Linked DNA regions of Homo sapiens: region 2 is linked to region 1. Evidence: read pairs that join two places in POLR2A ChIA-PET (ENCODE). Cell type or tissue: A673. All regions are shown on one strand. Each heading gives the region's core, and the rest is flanking DNA. Links, peaks and the distances in the headings are about the cores only.

The links. Peaks named below come from ENCODE experiments on the same cell type or tissue, not always from the same donor. Only the 100,000 strongest peaks of a DNase experiment are listed, where the experiment ranks them.
Region 2: POLR2A ChIA-PET joins it to region 1 with 10 read pairs; 4 of 35 experiments call an interaction of 5 or more read pairs at or near these places.

The regions. Positions count from the first base shown.
Region 1 is chr16:67,550,655-67,558,415 of GRCh38, forward strand. All of the region lies in intron 1 of LOC124903703 (a long non-coding RNA gene), which reads right to left. Among named protein-coding and RNA genes, the nearest start is that of CTCF-DT, 7.8 kb to the right of the region's middle. RefSeq lists enhancers at 1,542-2,043, 2,044-2,543. In A673, for the core only: no CTCF peak of the experiment used is centred there; a DNase peak (open chromatin) is centred at 5,417; H3K27ac peaks cover 839 bases.
Region 2 is chr16:68,274,480-68,281,857 of GRCh38, forward strand. It overlaps SLC7A6 (solute carrier family 7 member 6), which reads left to right. Exons shown (of 11, transcript NM_003983.6): 3 at 212-770. The coding sequence starts at 248. Among named protein-coding and RNA genes, the nearest start is that of SLC7A6, 14 kb to the left of the region's middle. RefSeq lists enhancers at 1,351-1,510, 7,267-7,378. In A673, for the core only: no CTCF peak of the experiment used is centred there; no DNase peak of the experiment used is centred there.

The DNA.
Region 1 (7,761 bases), core at 2,762-7,761:
ACTGCTGGGATTACAGGTGTGAGCCACGGCACCTGGCCCATATATTTCTTTAGCAAGCTGCATGCCCACCTGCTCTTGTCACAGGAGCCTGCGCTTTCCCTTCTATAAGACTAATCACACTTCATTGCAATTGCTTATTTTATTTATTTATTTATTTTTTGAGATAGAGTTTCACTCTTGTTGCCCAGGCTGGAGTGCAATGGCGTGATCTCAGCTCACCACAACCTCTGCCTCCTGGGTTCAAGCGATTGTCCTGCCTCAGCCTCCCGAGTAGCTGGGATTACAGGCATGTGCCACCACACCCGGCTAATTTTGTATTTTTAGTAGAGACGGCGTTTCTCCATGTTGGTCAGGCTGGTCTCAAACTCCTTACCTCAGGTGATCCACCCACCCTGGCCGCCCAAAGTGCGGGATGACAGGCGTGAGCCACCGCACCTGGCCTGCAATTGCTTATTTACTTTGTACCCTCTGGAACATACATTCATAATATATGCTGACAATTTTACTGGGTAACCACCCAGGTCTGAGGTGGGTGCCTTCCCTCTAGAACTTGGTCCAAGTGTTTTGTTTTGTTTTTGGGACAGGGTCTTGCTCTGTTGTCCTGGCTGGAGTGCAGTGGTATGATCATAGCTCACCGTAACCTTGAACTCCTGGGCTCAAGGGATCCTCCTACCTCAGCCTACCAAGTAGCTGGGACTATAGGCACACACCACTATGCCCTGCTAAAGAGGTGGTCTCACTATGTCGCCCAGGCTGGCCTCAAGTGATCCTCCCACCTTGGCCTTCTAAAGTGCTGGGATCACAGGTATGAGGCATCACACCCAGCCTTTTTATTTTTTTTAAACAGCTCTTTTTGAGATTTAGCGCACCTACCATGCAATTCAACCATTTAAAGTGTACAATTTGGCCAGGCGCAGTGGCTCATGCCTATAATCCCAGCACTTTTGGAGGCCAAGGCAGGTGGACTACCTGAGGTCAGGAGTTCCAGACCAGCCTGGCCAACATGGTGAAACCCCATGTTGTCTCTACTTAAAAAATACAAAAATTAGCTGGGCATGGTAGTGGATGCTTCTAATCCCAGCTACTTGGGAGGCTGAGGCAGAAGAATCTCTTGAACCCGGGAGGTGGAGGTTGCGGTGAGTTAGATCATGCCACTGCACTCCAACCTAGGTGAAGAGTGAGACTCCATCTCAAAAAAATAAATAAATACTTAAAGTGTACAATTCAATGGCTTTTAGTATATTCAGAGTTGCACAGCCATCACCACAATTTTAGAACATTTTCATCAACCCAAAAAGAAACCCTGCACCCCTTAGCTGTCATCCCTGCGCTTCCATATTCTCCACCCTACCCCCAGGCAACCACTAATCTACTTTCTGTCTCTACAGATTTGCCTATCCTGGATATGTCTTACAAATGAAATCAGGTTAGGGCTTTCCAACTTACCCAGTTCTAAGATTCACCTGAGAACTTCCCTGGAGATTCCAATTCAGCAAATCTGGCGTAGGGCCAGCCAATTCTCTATTTGTTCAGGCTGCATCTGCCTTTGCTATGCCCAGCACCCAAGGCCAGATACACAGTAAGTGGTCCAGAAATATCTTCTGATGAATACCTCTAAAACCTGTCTCTAGCTCTGGTTTCCCTTACATACACCTCCCCAACTGATGGCCTTGTCTTATGTCAAAAGCAACCTGAAAAGCACTTTGAGTGTGAAAGTACCATATGTTCAGTGTGGAAGAAGCCTGGAAACTCAAACACTCTCCCTAGTCCCCCCCATGGGGCATAGCGCTTTAGAATGCACTTTCACCACCAGGATCCCAATTAAGGAATGGAACAGAAGCCTGAGGAGGGGACAACAGAGGGAGGGAGGACTGAGGTCAGACTGGTGGAGGAAGCAAGCAAGCTGAATCCCCAGGGGCCAGAGGGGGCAGTTAGAGATGAGGCTGAGGGGGTGAGCAGGGGCTTGGTGAGCATGGGAGGCCTTGTGGAGTGGCTGAGTTTGGAATTTATCCCAGGGTACCGGGGAGCCACCAGTGGGCTTGAAGCAGGGGGGTTTTGTGATCACGTGTGTGCTTTGGGAAGGTCACTCTGGCAGCTGTGAGAGGGAGGAGGCCGGAAGCAGGGAGGAGCCTGCAGTTACATTAGAAGAAGCAAGAGTCTGGGCCTGGTGGCTCACGCTTATAATCCCAGCACTTTGGGAGGCTGAAGCAGGTGGATTGCTTGAGCTCAGGAGTTTGAGACCAGCCTAGGCAACATGGCAAAACCCCATCTCTACAAAAAATACAAAAATTAGCTGGGCACGGTGGTGTGCACCTGTAGCATCAGCTACTGAGGAGGCTGAAGCAGGAGGATAACTTGAGCCTGGGAGGTTAGGGCTGCGTGAGCTGTGACTGCACCACTGCCTGATAGCCTGGGCAACAGAGTGAGACCCCATCTCAAAAAAAAAAAAAAAAAAGAAGCAAGAGTAGCCTGGGCCAGAGTGGGTAAAGGCTAGAAGCAGAGGCTTGAAAGTCATGCTCGCTTTAGCATGCGGTTTCATATGACTACTGTGATGTCCAGTGACTGCTCCGCTCCATTCCTTCCACACCTGTAGCCTATACCTTTACACTTCCCTTTTCATCCTTGACTTTTACCTTCTAATACTCAAGGTTTAGTCTGATATTTCCACACTAATATAAAACGAAATAGAAGGCACTCGAGGGCTAGGGACATCCTCTATCTATCTCTGGTAGTACCTAACCTTGAACATAGACCTGGGTCCTAAGCAGTTATTCAGGACATACTTGTAGATTAATAAGTCATCACCTAAATACCTCTGCTGTCTGCCTGAGAGCCTGAAGTTTCCACAATTAAAGCCCTTCCCAGCCTGGGCAACATAGTGAGACCCTGTCTCTATAAATAATTCTTTTTTTTTTAATTAGCCAGACATGGTGGCATGTGCCTGTAGTCCTAGCGACTCAGGAGGATTGCTTGAGCCCAGGAGTTAAAGGCTGCAGTGAGCTATGATTACGCCATTGCACTTCAGCCTGGGTGACAGAGTGAGATCCCATCTTTTTTTTTTTTTTTTTTCCTGAGACAGAGTCTCGCTCTGTCGCCCAGGCTGGAGTGCAGTGGTGCAATCTTGGCTCACTGCAACCTCTACCTCCCAGGTTCAAGTGATTCCCCTGCCTCAGCCTGCTGAGTAGATGGGATGACAGGCACACACCACCACAACCAGCTAATTTTTGTATTTTTAGTAGAGACGGGGTTTCACCATGTTGGTCAGGCTGGTCTCGAACTCCTGACCTCGTGATCCACCCACCTTAGCCTCCCAAAGTGCTGGGATTATAGGCCGTGATTGCCATCACACCAAGCCTACAGTCCCCCATTTTTTATGGGGGATATGTTCCAAGCTCTCTGGTGGATGTCTGAAATCAAGGATAGTCCTGAATCCTATATATAGTATGTGTTATCAATCTGATAACTGAGATGGCTACTAAGTGGCTAATAGGTGGGTAGTATATACAGCATGGGTATGCTGGACAATGGAACGAGTCACATTCCAGGCAGTATGCAGCAGGATGTTGTGAGATTTCACCACTCTACTCAGAATGGTGTGCAATTCGAAACATGATTTCTGGAAGTTTCCATTTAGTATTTTCAGACTGCAGTTGACCATGTGTAACCAATAGCAGAAAATAGCAGAAAGTGAAGCTGTGAACAAGGGGGAGACTACTGTACTCATTCTGATTTTGCCAACAAGTTGCCGGACAACCCTGAGCAAGTCACTTCATTTCTGAATTTAGGACAAAACTGCCTGGCTGATCAAATAGAGCTGTGAGCATCACTTGAAAAGGCAGACATGAAGGTGTTTTGCAAAATGAAAAATATAGAGATGGATTATAAAGGGTGATCCATGCATGTTTGGAAAAGTAAGTAACAGCACAGAAAACAAAATCAACTTCTAAAACATTGGATATAGGTTTAGCAACAGTCCTTTATACCTTTAAGAGCAGTCATTTGAGCTGAGAGGTAAAAAATAAATATGGCTGGCCGGGGTAACCCCAGCACTTTGGGAGGCTGAGGCGGGCAGATCACAAGGTCAGGAGATCGAGACCATCCTGGCTAACAGGGTGAAACCCCATCTCTACTAAAAATACAAAAACATTAGCTGGGCATGGTGGCACATACCTGTAGTCCCAGCTACTCAGGAGGCTGAGGCAGGAGAATTGCTTGAATCTGGGAGGCGGAAGCTGCAGTGAGTCGAGATCTCGCCACTGCACTCCAGCCTGAGCGACACAGCGAGACTCCACCTCAAAATAAATAAATAAATAAATAGGCCGGCGTGGTGGCTCACGACTGTAATCCCAGCTCTTTGGGAGGCTGAGGTGGGCAGATCACATGAGGTTGGGAATTCCAGATCAGCCTGACTAACATGGAGAAACCCCGTCTCTACTAAAAATACAAAATTAGCCGGGCATGGTGGCGCATGCCTGTAATCCCAGCTACTTGGGAGGCTGAGGCGGGAGAATTGCTTGAACCCGGGAGGTGGAGGTTGTGGTGAGCCAAAATCATGCCATTGTACTCCAGCCTGGGCAACAAGAGCAAAACTCCGTCTCAAAATAAATAAATAAATAAATAAATAAATAAATAAATAAATAAATAAATAAGGCTTTCACAGGGGTCTGAAGAAAGCAGACATTAATAAGGAAAAAAACTCCTACAGTCTAGGCAGGAGATGATATGGAAGGATGAGTCTTTAAAATGTTAGAATAGGCCGGGCTTGGTGGCTCATGCCTGTAATCCCAGCACTTTGGGAGGCCGAGGCAGGCAGATCGTGAGGTCAGGAGATTGAGACCAGCCTGGCCAACATGGTGAAACCCATCTCTACTAAAAATACAAAAATTAGCTGGGCATGGTGGTGCGTGTCTGTAATCCCAGCAATTTGGGAGGTTCAGGCAGGAGAATTGCTTAAACCTGGGAGGCAGAGGTTGCAATGAGCCAAGATTGCACCACTGCACTCCAGGCTGGGCAACAGAGCAAGACTCCATCTTGGGGAAAAAAAAAATTTAAATGTTAGAAGTGGTTAGGCTTGGCAGTTGATGTTGGCAGACAATGAAAGCTTTCCAAATGTCTTTAAAGGTTTAGCATCACTACTCTACACCCTCATCCAATGGTGTAAGATGACTCGCTGTCCCCCAAATACTCTTGTAGACTTTTATGCCTTTGATCATGGCTCTTCACCTTACATGTCTTCGTGTCACTTGTTAATGCTTTGCTAATCCTTTAGACCCAGCTGAAATGAGATACTCCTGGAGTGATTTACTCCTTTAGCTGTGAGCTCATTTCTTTCCACTATAACAGTTATTGCATTAATTTTTTGTGTGTTTGTTTTAACCAGTTTTACTAGTTAAATTTTGAGTCCAAGGGCAGGAAACACATCGTGAGTCATCTTTGAATCTCCAGTGCCTAGAACAGGAAGCTACACACACCAAGTATTCAATAATTACTTGATGAGCTGCATCATGTCTCACACATGTTCTCAACAGGTATAGAGAAAACCAGAGTGTTCACATGTAACTTTAGGCCTTACCCCAAGGAGGGCAGGAAGATTCCCTGCTCATTATGTCTTAGAAAATCAATATGTCTCCCCTTCGTTTGTTGATTATCTTGATTAAAGAGTTTTTAAAAAACATGTAAATGATCATAATTATTGCAAGCTTTACAGGGGTAACAATAGGAGCCAAGGAAGATCTTGGAAATACAACTGTTCTCCTGAGAATCATAGGATAATGATTTCTGGCTGGGTGCAGTGGCTCATGCCTGTAATCCCAGCACTTTGGGAGGCTGAGGTAGGAGGATTGCTTCACACCAGGAGTTCGAGACCAGCCTGGGCAACATAGTAAGACCCCCATCTCTACAAAAAACAAAAAACCTTAGCCAGGTGTGTTGGCACTCGCCTATAGTCCCAGCAACTCAGAATGCTGAGGCAAAGGTTGCAGTGAGCAGAGTTCGCCACTGCACTCCACACCCCAGCCTGGGCAACAGTGGACAATGCGACCCTGTCTCAAAAAAAAAAAAAAAAAAAAAAGCTGCTTTATTTCTTGTCTAATCCTTATGGCTGTATCAAGCACAATGATCATCCCATTTTATTTATTTATTTTTTTGAGACAGAGTCTCCTCTGTCACCCAGGCTGGAGTGCAGTGGCGCGATCTCGGCTCACTGCAACCCCTGCCTTCCAGATTCAAGCAGTTCTCCCGCCTCAGCCTCCTGAGTAGCTGGGATTACAGGCACCCACTATCGTACCTGGCTAATTTTTGTATTTTTGGTCTTGAACTCCTGACCATAGGTGATCCACCTGCCTTGGCCTCCCAAAGTGCTGTGATTACAGGCATGAGCCACCACGCCCAACCTATCATCCCATTTTATAGAAGAGAAATCTATAGTTGAGTTGTTACGAATTCAACAGAGACCACACGGCTAATAAAAAACCAAGACTAGACTTGAATCCCGAACAATCTAATTCTAGCATCCAGAGAGGGTGACATTAAACATTTAAGTTACATAACTAACACTAGTTAATCTAATTAACTGCTCATCAAATATTTCTAGTAATTTGGCTTCCCCGAATGCTCTCCTATAGGGGATCAATATGCCTTTTGCCAGCACGAGGACACTGGTCCACTTGCCCGTTGTTAACAGCACTCTGCTTATCTAGCAAGCGCCTGTGAGCCTGACAAATCCCCGAGGAAGGAATCTGCTCTTAGGGTACAAACCACATTGGGTTTCTGGTCCTGTACGTGAGGCTCAAGGCCAGATCTTTTTTTTTTTTTTTTTTGAGACAGAGTCTCACTCTGTCGCCAGGCTGGAGTGGAGTGGTGCGATCTCTGCTCACTGCAACCTCCGCCTCCCAGGTTCAAGCGATTCTCCTGCCTCAGCCTCCTGAGTAGCTGGGATTACAGGCACACGCCACCACACCCAGCTAATTTCTGTATTTTCAGTAGAGACGGGATTTCACCATGTTGGCCAGGATGGTCTCAATCTCTTGACCTAGTGATCCGCCCACCTCGGCCTCTGAAAGTGCTGGGATTACAGGCATGAGCCACCGTGCCCAGCCTAGCCTTATTTTTATCACCTCAACTGTTTCACAGCCTGTCATCATATTTTCCCTCAGCTTGTTTCTTTCCAGCCTCAAACATTCTATTCCTTTTGTTTGGCCTTCTGTTCCTTCATCTTTGGAGCTGACTCCATAAAGTAGGACACATCAAGATTTACCATAAAGACAAGAAAATATTTTGTTTGTTTATTTATTTTTGAGATGAAGTCTCGCTCTGTCGCCCAGGCTGGTGTGCAGTGGCGCAATCTCGGCTCACTGCAACCTCCACCTCCCAGGTTCAAGCAATTCTCCTGCCTCAGCCTCCCGAGTAGCTGGGATTACAGGTGTGCCACCACGCCTGGCTAATTTTTATATTTTCAGTAGAGATGAGGTTTCACCATGTTGGCCAGGCTGATCTCAAACTCCTGACCTCAGGTAATCCGCCTGCCTCGGCCTCCCACAGTGCTGGGATTACAGGTGTGAGCCACTACGCCCAGCCAGAAAATATTTTCTTTTCTTCCTTCCTTAGTGATCCTTCGCATTTTCTCAGCCCTATGTGAGAGCAGTACATAGGGTCCTTGTCTTCAGAAAGCAGGCTTCAAGGCCACTTGGACCCCATTCCTGGCTTTTGATGCCTCAGAGATCATAGAGTTATAAATATAATTAATATATAGTTGTAAATATA
Region 2 (7,378 bases), core at 1,592-6,591, 720 kb after region 1:
GTGAGCTCTCATGGTGTCTTTCTTGGGAGCAGTGAAGGTCTACCCACTTCTATTTCCCTGTGTTCTATGGTGGGAACTGAGACAGGCCTATTGTAGTTAGGGCTGTGTGCATGGCATGCTGTCCCTAAATAGGAAGTGGGCAGGGAAATCTGGTCTAAATAGAGCCTCACCAGCTCCTGCCCTAGACTGACATACTTGTATTCTTTGCCAGGCCACAGCAAACACAGGTGTGCAGGAACCGTTTGTCATGGAAGCCAGGGAGCCTGGGAGGCCCACACCCACCTACCATCTTGTCCCTAACACCAGCCAGTCCCAGGTGGAAGAAGATGTCAGCTCGCCACCTCAAAGGTCCTCCGAAACTATGCAGCTGAAGAAGGAGATCTCCCTGCTGAATGGGGTCAGCCTGGTGGTGGGCAACATGATCGGCTCAGGGATCTTTGTCTCACCCAAGGGTGTGCTGGTACACACTGCCTCCTATGGGATGTCACTGATTGTGTGGGCCATTGGTGGGCTCTTCTCTGTTGTGGGTGCCCTTTGTTATGCAGAGCTGGGGACCACCATCACCAAGTCGGGAGCCAGCTACGCTTATATTCTAGAGGCCTTTGGGGGCTTCATTGCCTTCATCCGCCTGTGGGTCTCACTGCTAGTTGTTGAGCCCACCGGTCAGGCCATCATCGCCATCACCTTTGCCAACTACATCATCCAGCCGTCCTTCCCCAGCTGTGATCCCCCATACCTGGCCTGCCGTCTCCTGGCTGCTGCTTGCATATGTAAGTGGGGGCTGAGATTGGGAGGATGTTGGGGGGTGGGGGGTACTATAATAACGGTACTTTAGGCCGGGCGCGGTGGCTCATGCCTATAATCCCAGCACTTTGGGAGGCTGAGGCGGGCGGATCACCTGAGGTTGGGAGTTCGAGACCAGCCTGACCAACATGGAGAAACCCCGTCTCTACTGAAAAAACAAATATAGCTGGGCGTGGTGGTGCATGCCTGTAATCCCAGCTACTCGGGAGGCTGAGGCAGGAGAATTGCTTGAACCCAGGAGGCGGAGGTTGTGGGGAGCGGAGATCATGCCATTGTACTCCAGCCTGGGCAACAAGAGCAAAACTCTGTCTCCAAAAAAAAAAAAAAAAAAAAAGATACTTTATATTTGAATAGCATATTTTGCATTTTGGAGGGGAGGGAGGCTTCTTACCTTTTGAGGAAGTAATTTTACCAGTCATTTGGTCCTGAGAGATAAGTAAGCATAAAGGATGGGGATGGGAGAAGTTTGAATCTGTTCGTGGCTTTTGGTGCCTCATATTCCTCCTCTCTTGGCTGCCCTTGTTCTGTTTTGTGGTCTGTGTGACAGGTTGGGGCATGTCTTTTATTTGTCTTGACAGCTGTTTCGATTGAAGTCAACATTGCTAGTTGTAAGCCCAGAAAAAAACCCCACCAGTGTTGAGGCCTTTATTCTGTTGCTAAAGGAAAAAAAAAAGAGTTATTTTATTTCCCAGATTTTTATCTTAAACCAGTTAAAGTCATCAGTGAGAAAGTAGGCTTCACTAGACTGTGGGAGTCCTACGGTGTTAAACTTCAGGCCCACAGGACCCTTTCCTGTCTGCCATTGCTGCTCTTTGCGGCTTGCTCTGAGCAGCAGGTACAACAAAACACCTTTTCTTCCTAGTGTATCAGACTTCTTTACACTGACTTTGTAAACAAGCTCTGCCTGCGGCCACATTTGAGTTTCTGCAGATAGAACCTGAGAGATCTCAGTTGATCCCTCTTTATTTTCCTTTTTCTCTTATGGGGTAGTAAGGAGAAAAGATTGCTGTGAATTTACCCAGCCTTGCAGAACTAGTGTTTTAAATGAGAAAGACCCAGAATTCTATGTTCCTTAGCACTGTACTGCCAGAGGTACTTAATAATATTCTGTTCTTTCCACATCTCTGCTTGCAAAAGCATTGGCAGTATATGCAGTTTATCCAGTGTTAAAAATAGCCTGAGAGTACCTTGGAGTTAGCAATAAAGGACTGTAGAATACCCATGCCTCTTGACTTTATGGAATTTGTTAAAGACAAATTAAAGGGAAAACGCTCCATATTCCTTGGGATAGTGAGGGGGAAACGGATACCCTTAGGATTAGGGAAGGCGGCTGCTCAGCTGTATGTCTGATAGGCTTTGGCTAGGGAGACTCTGGTCTGACTGAGCTTTCTAAAAAAGGGAATAATTTTCTGATTATAAAATATGTTTATTAGGCCAGGCATGGTGGCTGACGCCTGTAATCCCAGCACTTTGGGAGGCTGAGGTAGGAGGATTGCTTGAGCTCAGGAATTTGAGACCAACCTGGGCAACATGGTGAGACCCTGTCTCTACAAAAAATCAAATTAGCTGGGCATGTTGGTGTGTGCCTGTGGTCCCAGCAATTCAGGAGGCTGAGATGGGAGGATCTCTTGAGCCCGGGAAGTCGAGGCTGCAGTGAGCTATGATCACGCCACTGCACTCCAGCCTGGGTAACGGAGCAAGACCCTGTCTCCAAACAAAACAAAACAAAAAAAAAACCTCACAAAGCATGTTTATTTAGAAAATTAAATTACTCTTAAGTCATCCAAAATCTACCACCAAAAGAAGAGTACTTTTTTTTTTGAGATAGAGTCTTGCTCTGTCACCCAGGCTGGAGTACAATGGCATGATCTCAGCTCACTGCAACCTCTGCCTCCTGGGTTCAAATGATTCTCTTGCCTCAGCCTCCCGAGTAGCCAGGATTACAGGCGCCCACCACCACGCCCAGCTAATTTTTGTATTTTTAGTAGAGAGGGGGTTTCACCATGTTGGTCAAGCTGGTCGAGAAGAGTACTTTTATTTATTTATTTATTTATTTATTTATTTATTTGAGACGGAGTCTTGCTCTGTCGCCCAGGCTGGAATGCAGTGGCGCTATCTCGACTCACACCATTCTCCTGCCTCAGCCTCCCGAGTAGCCCGGACTACAGTAGGCGCCCGCCACCGTGCCCGGCTAATTTTTTGTATTTTTAGTAGAGATGGGGTTTCACCGTGTTAGCCAGGATGGTCTCGATGTCCTGACCTCGTGATCCGCCCGCCTCGGCCTCCCAAAGTGCTGGGATTACAGGTGTGAGCCACGGCGCCCGGCCTTGTATTATTTTTTAATTAAAAAAAATTTTTTTTGAGATGGAGTTTCGCTCTTGCTGCCCAGGCTAGAGTGCAATGGCATTATCTCAGCTCATCGCAACCTCGGCCTCCTGGGTTCAAGCGATTCTCCTGACTCAGCCTCCCGAATAGCTGGGATTTCAGGCATGTGCCACCACACCTGGCTAATTTTGTATTTTTAGTAGAGACAGGGTTTCTCCATGTTGGTCAGGCTGGTCTTGAACTCCTGACCTCAGGTGATCTGCCCACCCGGCCTCCCAAAGTGCTGGGATTATAGGTGTGAGCCCCCATGCCTGGCCTATTATTATTATTATTATTATTTTTCTTTTTTGAGACCGAGTCTTGCTCTGTCGCCTAGGCTGGAGTACAGTGGCTCGATCTCTGCTCACTGCAACCTCTGGCTCACTGCATCCTCCACCTCCCGGGTTCAAGAGATTCTCCTGCCTCAGCCTCCCGAGTAGCTGGGAATATAGGTGCGCACCACCATGCCCAGCTAATTTTTGTATTTTTAGTACAGACGGGGTTTCACCATGTTGGTCAGGATGGTCTTGATCTCTTGACCTCGTGATCCGCCTGCTTTGGCCTCCCAAAGTGCTGGGATTACAGGCATGAGCCACCATGCCCAGCCATAAATACCTTTTGAGGTCATCTTTTCTTGTAGGTTGTATACTGCTTTATAATTTTTTTTTTTTTTTTATTGATCATTCTTGGGTGTTTCTCGCAGAGGGGGATTTGGCAGGGTCATAGGACAATAGTGGAGGGAAGGTCAGCAGATAAACAAGTGAACAAAGGTCTCTGGTTTTCCTAGGCAGAGGACCCTGCGGCCTTTTTTTTTTTTTGCAGTGTTTGTGTCCCTGGGTACTTGAGATTAGGGAGTGGTGATGACTCTTAACGAGCATGCTGCCTTCAAGCATCTGTTTAACAAAGCACATCTTGCACTGCCCTTAATCCATTTAACCCTGAGTGGACACAGCACATGTTTCAGAGAGCACCGGGTTGGGGGTAAGGTCATAGATCAACAGCATCCCAAGGCAGAAGAATTTTTCTTAGTACAGAACAAAATGGAGTCTCCTATGTCTACTTCTTTCTACACAGACATAGCAACAATCTGATTTCGCTATCTTTTCCCCACATTTCCCCCTTTTCTATTCGACAAAACCGCCATCGTCATCATGGCCCGCTCTCAATGAGCTGTTGGGTACACCTCCCAGACGGGGTGGCGGCCGGGCAGAGGGGCTCCTCACTTCCCAGAAGGGGCGGCCGGGCAGAGGCGCCCCCCACCTCCCGGACAGGGCGGCTGCCGGGCGGAGGCGCCCCCCACCTCCCTCCCGGACAGGGCGGCTGGCCGGGCAGGGGCTGCCCCCCACCTCCCTCCTGGATGGGGCGGCTGACTGCTTTATAAAATTAAAAAAAAAATTAATATTGGCTGGGCATGGTAGCTCATGGCTTTTGTAATTCCAGCACTTTGGGAGGCTGAGGAGGGAGGATCACTTGAGCACAGGAGTTTGAGACCAGCCTGGGCAACAAAGCAAGACCCCACCTCTAAAAAAAAAAAAAATTAGGCATGGTGGCAGTGGCAGTGGTGTGCATCTGTAATCCTAGCTACTCGGGAGCCTGAGGAGGGAGGATCCCTTGAGCCCAGAAATTCAAGGTTGCAGTGAGCTATGATCATGCCACTGCACTCCAGCCTAGGTGACAGAATGAGACTTTGTCTCAAAAAAAATTTCATATTTAATCTCTTTCATCAAATACTCTTAGAAAACATGGTTTGAAGATACATAAGCAATCTCCAGGCAGTATAGTATAGTGGTTAGGATTGCAGGCCTCCATGCCAGACTGGATTTAATTTTCAGCTTTATCATTGACCAACTGTTGATCTTGGGGAGTTAACTAATTGCTGCCTCGATTTTCTCTTTTATTTTTATTTTTTGAGACAGAGTCTTGCTTTGTTGCCCAGGCTGGAGGGCAGTGGCTCAATCTTGGCTCACTGCAACCTCCACCTCCCAGGTTCAAGTGATTCTCCTGCCTCAGCCTCCCAAGTAGCTGGGATTACAGGTGCAAGCTACCATGCCTGGCTAATTTTTATATTTTTAGTAGAGATGCGGTTTTACCATATTGGCCATACTGGTCTCGAACTCCTGAGCTCAAGTGATCTGCCCACCTTGGCCTCCCAGAGTGCTGGGATCATAGGTGTGAGCCTGTAAGTGTGGGCCCGCCAGCCTCTTTCATTCAACATGTACTTTCATCCAGATTCCTCGGGATCTGAATTCCTGCAGGCTTTCTATCCTAGAAGCACTGGCTTTTCCAGAATCTAGGCCTGAGGGCAAGAACTTGCTTGTCATAGTAGTGGCCAAGTCATAAAACCATATTCTCTTCCGACTAGGGTAGGCTTTAGGGTTCAGCTTACTTCCCTTCTTGGAACTTAGGTTGCAGTATCAGGCTTTCAACAGAGCTAGGATATGCTGAGTCTCCTTGAGTAGAGGCGGCAGTGGGAACAACGTGGTTTCAGGAGACATAAATTGCACGAAACCAATTAGGTTATTTAGGGGAAAGAAATGAAAGGTCTGCACTGAATCTAGGGTAAGACTTCGGTAGGATAGGAGAATTAAGTTGGTCTTGAAATTGAGGCATGAGAGGGGTCCGGCTTGTTGGTTGGGAGACTGCCTAAACAAGTTATAGCCACGCCATTCTAGACACTTCCATCCTAGAAGGGAGGGCCCAGGAAGTCTGTATATAACCAACTCTAGGGCAGAGGCTGCCAGCTGGTGGCCCGTGAGCCAGACTTGGGCCCCAGAGATAGATTTGTTTGGTTTGTGGTGTTGTAAATAATTTTGAATTAGTTGCCAACATTTGAAAATCAGGACTTGCCTTTTCTCTTGAAAAATCAAAAGTTCAGGCATCATTGGACCCAAATTCCTGCCCGATAAAATAAGCTGGATTTCAGTAGTCGTAGCTTCTTTAAAAAAAAAAAAAATTTCTTTTTTGTTTATTTAAAAGGAGTATCCCTATGTTGCCCAGGCTGGTCTCAAACTCCTGGCTCAAGTGATGCTCCTGCCTCAGCCTCTCCAAGTGTTGGGATTACAGGCATGAGCCTCTGTGGAGGGCTCTGGCTCCTTTTTTTTTTTTGAGACAGAGTCTTGCTCTGTCACCCAGGCTGGAGTGCAGTGGCGCGATCTCGGCTCACTGCAAGCTCCGCCTCCCAGGTTCACGCCATTCTCCTGCGTCAGCCTCCTGAGTGCTGGGACAACAGGTGCCTGCCACCACGCCTGGCTAATTTTTTGTATTTTTAGTGGAGATGGGGTTTCACCATGTTAGCCAGGATGGTCTTGATGTCCTGACCTCGTGATCCGCCCACCTCGGCCTCCCAAAGTGCTGGGATTACAGGCGTGACCCACGGCGCCCAGCCGGCTGTGGCTCCTTTTAAATGGAGTATGGACTCCCCAGTCCACTGTAGTCCTCCACTTCTTGTATTATCCCCAGACTTTCTTGCCTTTGCTCACTCATATTACTTTCCTGGCCTCTGAAGGCACTGCACTTTCAGATCCTGGCTTTCTGGCTGTACCCCATCCCCTTCCCAGGTTATACTGGCAAGGAGATCCAAGCAGCTTTTTGCAGATTTCAGGCTATTTTATTTTACCTACTAATTATCCTAGAACAGTGGTTCTCAGCCAGAGGGGAGTTTATCTTCCAGGAGACATTTAGCAATATCTGGAGACACTTTTGGTTGTCACAACTCCTGGAAGGGGGTGCTTTTTGCTTCTAATGGTAGAGGTCGGGGTGCTGCTGAACATACCACCATGCACAGAACAGCTTCTCACAATAAAGACTTACTTGGCCTAAAATGTCAATAGTGCTGAGGTTGAGAAACTCTGTCTTAAGGGTGCACTCTGTTCATATGTGTTCTGGGGTTTTGGAATCTTATGTGGTGAGGCAGGGCCACAGGCTGCTGACTGAACTCAGTAAGTTTAGGGGCTCATACTCACTTGTGGGACTAATGGGGAGAAATGTTGGTTCTTGAGGTAGGTACATAGGGTCTCCTCTTTGCCTAGGTGACCAGCAGGATTCACAGTAACCCAGGTGCCCAGTATTATAAGAGTACTTGATTTGACTGCAGAAGGGTGGTGTTTCTGCCTTGGGTGTTGTCAGCCCATTTAGCTTTGTGGGCTTTGACCTCGGGATCCTCCCTCTTGTGTAGGCTTATACACATCAATGGAAAGTATTTGCTTTGAAG